Regions from separate parts of the Homo sapiens genome. Here region 1 is linked to region 2. Evidence: read pairs that join two places in POLR2A ChIA-PET (ENCODE). Cell type or tissue: CD4-positive, alpha-beta T cell. All regions are shown on one strand. Links, peaks and the distances in the headings refer to the core of each region. The heading gives the core; the rest is flanking DNA.

Region 1 (2,914 bases), core at 112-2,611, 97 kb after region 2:
AAAAAGGATTAATAAGAACTCTCTGTGTTTCCCTAAAATTTCTTTTTTGAATAGCATTCTGTACTCATTTCATGGATGTGATATTAATTTTAGGTTACTTCTGTTTTTACTTTTTTTCTACTTTTTACATTGTCACCTTTTGTTTTGTCTGAATTCATTTTTATTTGTTTGTTCATTTTGATCTTCCTCTGCAGGCTTTCCTCAAACCTCTGGTGATCTTTGACTCTCCATTAGTCAGAGACACTAAATATGTATAGATTGTTTCTGGAAATAAAAGATTTTAAAATATATATGTGTATCTGGCCAGGTGCAGTGGCTCATGCCTGTAATCCCAGCACTTTGGGAGGCCGAGGTGGGTGGATCACTTGAGGTCAGGAGTTCAAGACGAGCCTGGCCGACGTGACAAAACCCTCTCTCTATTAAAAATACAAAAATTAGCCGGGCCTGGTGGCGAGCAGCTGTAGTCCCAGCTACTCAGGAAGCTGAGGCAGGAGAATCGCTTGAATCCTGGAGGAGGAGGTTGCAATGAGTCATGGTTGTGCCACTGCACTCCAACCTGGGCGACAGAGCAGGACTCCATCTCAAATATATGTGTGTGTGTGTGTGTGTGTGTGTGTGTGTGTGTGCTCTGTTTTGTAGCAAAGATCACTGATTGTCTCCCAATATTCATTCTCCCCTTCTTCCTTTTTTTTTTTTGAGACGGATTCTTGCTCTGTCACCCAGGCTGGAGTGCAGTGGCACGATCTTGGCTCACTGCAACCTCTGCCTCCTCAGTTCAAGCGATTCTTCTTCCTCAGCCTCCCTAGTAGCTGGGATTACAGGTGTGCACCACCACACCCAGCCAATTTTTTGTATTTTCAGTAGAGACGGGGTTTCACCATGTTGGCCAGGCTGGTCTCGAACTTCTGACCTCAGGTGATCCACCAGCTTCGGCCTCCCAAAGTGCTGGGATTACAGGTGTGAGCCACTGCACCCGGCCCCTTCTTCCTTTTTTAAAAGAAATCCTGAGCTTTAGCTGAGCACATCTAGGCCCAACTAAAGCCAGCTGAAGACTACATTTCCCATCCTCCCTTGCAAATAGCTATGGTCATGCGACTATGTTCTGCCCAATGGGGTGTGAGCAGAAGTAATATGGACAACTCTGGGATTCTGTCCTTATATGAAAGAAAAAATGGCCTTCTTTTTTCTCTTCTGTCTTCTCACTGACTGCCATGTGGATATTGTGACAGGATTGGGAGCAGCAGCTGGGCACAGTGGCTCACGCCTGTAATCCCAGCACTTTGGGAGACTGAGGCAGGAGGATCACTTGAGCCCAGGAGTTCGGGACCATCCTGGGCAACAAAGAGAGACCCCATCTTTACAAAATAAAAATTAGCCAGGGGTGGTGGCACATACCTGTAGTCCCAGCTACCCAGGAGGCTGGTTTTGGTGAAGACGGTTTTATTTTACCCTCCTATTTGATTGTTAGTTTGGCTAAGAAGAGAGCCTCCCTGGAAATGCTTTCCATTTAGATCTTTGAATGCATTGCTTTGCTGTTTGTGCAATGATGATGGTTTGAGCCTAGGAGTTTGAGGCTGCAGTGAGTTATGATTGTGCCGCTGTATTCTAGCCTGGGTGACAGAGCAAGACCCCATCTCTAAAGACTGACAGACAGAGCAGCCATCTTAGACCATGAGATGAAAACTATGTGTTGAGAATGCCAGCACAATGGTAGCAAAGTAGCCTGGGTCCCCAGCACTGGGGAACCACAATATTAGCTCTGGGCTGCCTCTGGACTGTTACGTGACTGAGAGATAAGCATCAATTTTGTTTAAAGCCCTGTTATTTTAGCCTTTGTTACAGGAACTTAACTCGGACCCATTATACTTAAATAGAAAAATTGTTATAAACATATCAAGATGTGGCTCACAATAGTTGCCTTTGGGAACGTAGGGACTCCTGGGCAACTTTTATCTTCTATTTTATACATTTCTAAATTATTTGCTTTTTTTTTTTTTTTTTTTTGAGGTGGAGTCTCGCTCCGTTACCCAGGATGGAGTGCAGTGGCGTGATCTCAGCTTACCACAACCTCCACCTCCCAGGTTCAAGCGATTCTCCTGCCTCAGCCTCTCGAGCAGCTGGGACCACCGGCGCGTGCCACCATGCCCGGCTAATTTTTGTATTTTTAGTAGAGATGGGTTTCCACCATGTTGGCCAGGCTGGTCTTGAACTCCTGACCTCATGATCTGCCTGCTCTGGCCTCACAAAGTGCTGGGATTACAGGCATGAGCCACTGCGCCCAGCCCTATTTGCACCGTATGTCCCCCAAATATCGGTATCTCTAGGGTTTGGTCTGGGTTTTCTTTTGTTTATATGTGGGTTTTTCTGTTTATTTTTCTCTCAGACAGGTCAATTTTCTTCTGCCTGAAGAATCGTCCATTCTTCTGTCCAGGTATGTAAGCCTGGCTGCTAGTGTTCTGGGAGCTAAATGGGAAGAGAGAAAAGAGAAGCTGCAGGTCTCAGTGTTTGATGTGTAGACTTTCTCTTAATCCCCCTGTTTTCAGATGGTACCTCCATCCCAGCTTTTGCCCTGTCTCACCCTAAGTGCAGAATCTTTCTGGCTCAATTGCCCCAGAGTTCACATCTTGTGTACAGTTAGGGAGAGGAGAAGTAGTCACCTAGCTTTGAGCAGTTGGGGAGTGGATCTGGGCATCTAACTGTTCCTTGCACAGTTTCCATCAATCTTTGTGCTTTCAGCCCTGTCGCTCCCCTCTTTTGGTGCCTCTGGTCCTTCTGAAGTTCTCGAGTGGAAATCAGCTTGCTTCTTATTAGCTTTTCCCCTTCACTTTGGTTCTCAGGCACTTTGGTGTCAGCTTGCTATGTTCTGCTTTGTTGATTACCATTGATCCTTGTGTGGCGGGCCATGGCTAGGCCT
Region 2 (2,914 bases), core at 123-2,622:
CCCACTGGTGATTGTATGTACTAAGTCAGATCATGCAAGAATCCCATTTCCAAACCACATTATTTTGGCCCTGCAGCCTTGCTGTTTCTGAATTGGCTTCAGTTCCAAGTGGTGGGACTGCTCTCACGGACACTATGATAAACAGCCCCAGGAAGCCTCCTTGGGGCTCTCTCAGGACACAGCCCATCGAGTTCCAAGGGGTCCTCTCTGTGAACCTCCCCAGCAGCTGTCTGTACCGTCCCACGCAGCACACCAGCCGGCCCTCCCAAGGCAGTTTCTGTTAAGGCAAGGGCCTCATTATCTCTCTCATCTCCTCGTTCTCTCTTAGACTCAACTTCCTCATGAACTTCCTTTTTCATTTGCTTGTACTATATTTTTGTAAGTTGTCTCAAACCTTTTAGGGAGTGAAGTTGCATACTATTAAATCCACTAACAAATTAATGGTTTCATAGAAACTTTTTTGTATTGCAAATGGAAAATATATTTATCTTCCATTTATGTTTTTAAATTGTTGTAAAATAAATATACCATAAAATTTACCATTTTAACCATTTCTGTGTGTACAGTTCAGTGACATTAAGTACATTCACAGAAACTCTCTTAATTAACTTCTGTGCCATTAAGCTGCCAGGTGAACTGATGCTTCCCTTTTCCCCTGGCCAGGATGTCACCGATGCCCACAGCCTGCCACAGCTCGGGGCTGGTAGGCTCCTCTCGATTCCTGCACGTTTCTGCTTCTGACACTGCTTCTACCCGGAGAGTTGTGTATTTACCAAGAGTCAGTTGTGTGATTCTCAAACATACTTATGTAAGTTTTGTTTGTTATTATAGTCATGTAATTTAATTAGTTTAAACAGATGAAATATGAGTATCAAAAGAGAGTGGCTGTTTTTATGAAAATGCAGTTGACTTTCAATTTATGCATAGCAAGTTACGTTTCTGAGAGTTCTGTAACAAAGCAGCGAGACTTTTGGGAAAAACCTTCAGGATAGTCCCTGAAACACGAACAGAAAGAATATTACTTACTTGCCACCTCCAACATCACAGGATCGAGGGCGTCCTGACAGGGACTGAATCTGAGAAGAGACAATGAAAGCTGGGCTTACTCGCTGTAAAGCCAAATTCAAGTTTTTGAAAAGTGTCTTCGTAAGGACCTTGAGGCTCTAGTGGGCGCAAGTGAGAGCTTGCGTGTCGACAGAGTCCTCACACAGCAGCCTTTTAGGTTTTGGCATGACTTTTTTAAACTCAAACTTCCAGGCCTAAGGGAGGCATAATATTAATACATTTTCCTAATTTGATGCCTTATCAATTTACCTTCTGGATTAACATTAAAAGACCAATGTTTTACACATAGAGCTTTTTACGGAGTTTCACTCTTGTCATCCAGGCTGGAGTGGCAGTGGCACATCTCAGCTCACAGCAACCTCCGCTTCCTGGGTTCAAGCGATTCTCCTGCCTCAGCCTCCCGAGTAGCTGGGATCACAGGCATGCACCACCACACTCGGCTAATTTTTGTATTTTTAGTAGAGACGGGGTTTCACCATGTTGGCCAGGCTGGTCTCAAACTCCCGACCTCAGGTGATCCACCCGCCTCGGCCTCCCAAAGTGCTGGGATTACAGGCATGAGCCACTGGGTCTGGACGACATAGAGCTTTTAAATAAACATTTCTTTTCCAATTGGCTTGAGAGGAAATGAAATAAATAAAAGAAAAAAGCAGGGTGAAAAAAGAAATGAATGTCAGAAGAAACTAAGCTATTTCAACTAGAATATAAGCTCCAGACGGACAGGAATGAGTATTACAAATCCACAAGAACCAAGGGAGATGAACATCTCTTTCCAGAGACCAGTCCCTGGTACTCAGGGAGGAGGGCACACCACTGCCCTCTTTGGTGGAGAAGACATAGTTATCCTCTGATAAAAGCCTCCACAACCACATGTGCCTCTCACAGCCAAAAGACAGTGTGGTTGCTTCTCCTGTGTTTAAATATGTAAATTTTAAATCATATCTCTTTTTTACTTCCCAAATGATTAAACATCAAATACATCTTGCTTTTACAAAAAGCCTTTTAAGACAACTAATGCTAATGGTGACTCTGGTAGACTTGGCAGAAGAAAATGGAACTGGGCCAAAGGGATCCTAAACAGGTGGGGATAGTTAAGTACACAGGCAATACAAACAATTGCAATAGAGCATCCTTAAGGGCTGGAACAGATTAACTGTTTTCTTTCAAAGTCAACACAGCTTCCCTCTGGGAAGAAAGGCCAAGGCAAGTACCGTGGGACCTCCCCTTTCTTCCACAGTGGGTGAGGTTTAGAGAGCCGAGGTGGAGGTCAGCTAGCACAATTTTAGATACAAATTCTCAAAGGCGCATGGAAATCATAGTAAAACAGATGACTTGTCTACTGACTCTTGGAGGACTCAGGTCAAATGCCCTTGAGTTAAAAAGAGCTATCTGGTATACCAGTAATTCTGGACAGAAGCTGGAGACTGGTATAAAGTGCTGGCTAAAAAAACAGAAAAATCTGCCTATGACTTACAACCAGGTTTCAGAGCTTTTAGCAAAACAAATAAGATATGGAGGACTTAGCAGGGTTTTTTTTTTTTTTTTAAATAAGTCAATTCATATGAAAATTAGTAAGCCAAGAGATCAATGTGCTAATTCATTGACACAAGCGCGATAATTTTTACTTGAAACGTCCTTCCCTTGTATATTCTTATCTCTGTTCTCAGACAAATCTTCTCCTTTTCCCCCAGTTCCTCTTGCTTTCACCTCTGCAGGATTTTTCAATGACCTCTAAGTACAAACATTCAGTGACAACAAACATAGCTGAGTACTGTTCACCCACCTCCTTGGTCTCCCACAGTTGTTTTGGCAGTGGCTTCGGAACATTTAACAGATTCTCTTCTTTCAA

The links. ChIA-PET counts read pairs that join two places held together with the same protein. Peaks named below come from ENCODE experiments on the same cell type or tissue, not always from the same donor. Only the 100,000 strongest peaks of a DNase experiment are listed, where the experiment ranks them.
Region 1: POLR2A ChIA-PET joins it to region 2 with 5 read pairs; 6 of 35 experiments call an interaction of 5 or more read pairs at or near these places.

The regions. Positions count from the first base shown.
Region 1 is chr15:90,520,562-90,523,475 of GRCh38, reverse strand. No RefSeq gene overlaps it. Among named protein-coding and RNA genes, the nearest start is that of CRTC3, 7.9 kb to the left of the region's middle. In CD4-positive, alpha-beta T cell, for the core only: no CTCF peak of the experiment used is centred there; a DNase peak (open chromatin) is centred at 1,075.
Region 2 is chr15:90,617,903-90,620,816 of GRCh38, reverse strand. It overlaps CRTC3 (CREB regulated transcription coactivator 3), which reads right to left. Exons shown (of 15, transcript NM_022769.5): 8 at 2,849-2,914; 9 at 1,027-1,076. CRTC3-AS1 (CRTC3 antisense RNA 1) reads left to right here. Exons shown (of 4, transcript NR_120372.1): 4 at 664-808. Among named protein-coding and RNA genes, the nearest start is that of LINC01585, 41 kb to the left of the region's middle. RefSeq lists an enhancer at 1-11. In CD4-positive, alpha-beta T cell, for the core only: CTCF peaks have their summits at 894 and 1,190; DNase peaks (open chromatin) are centred at 266 and 1,166; H3K4me3 peaks cover 998 bases; H3K27ac peaks cover 1,070 bases.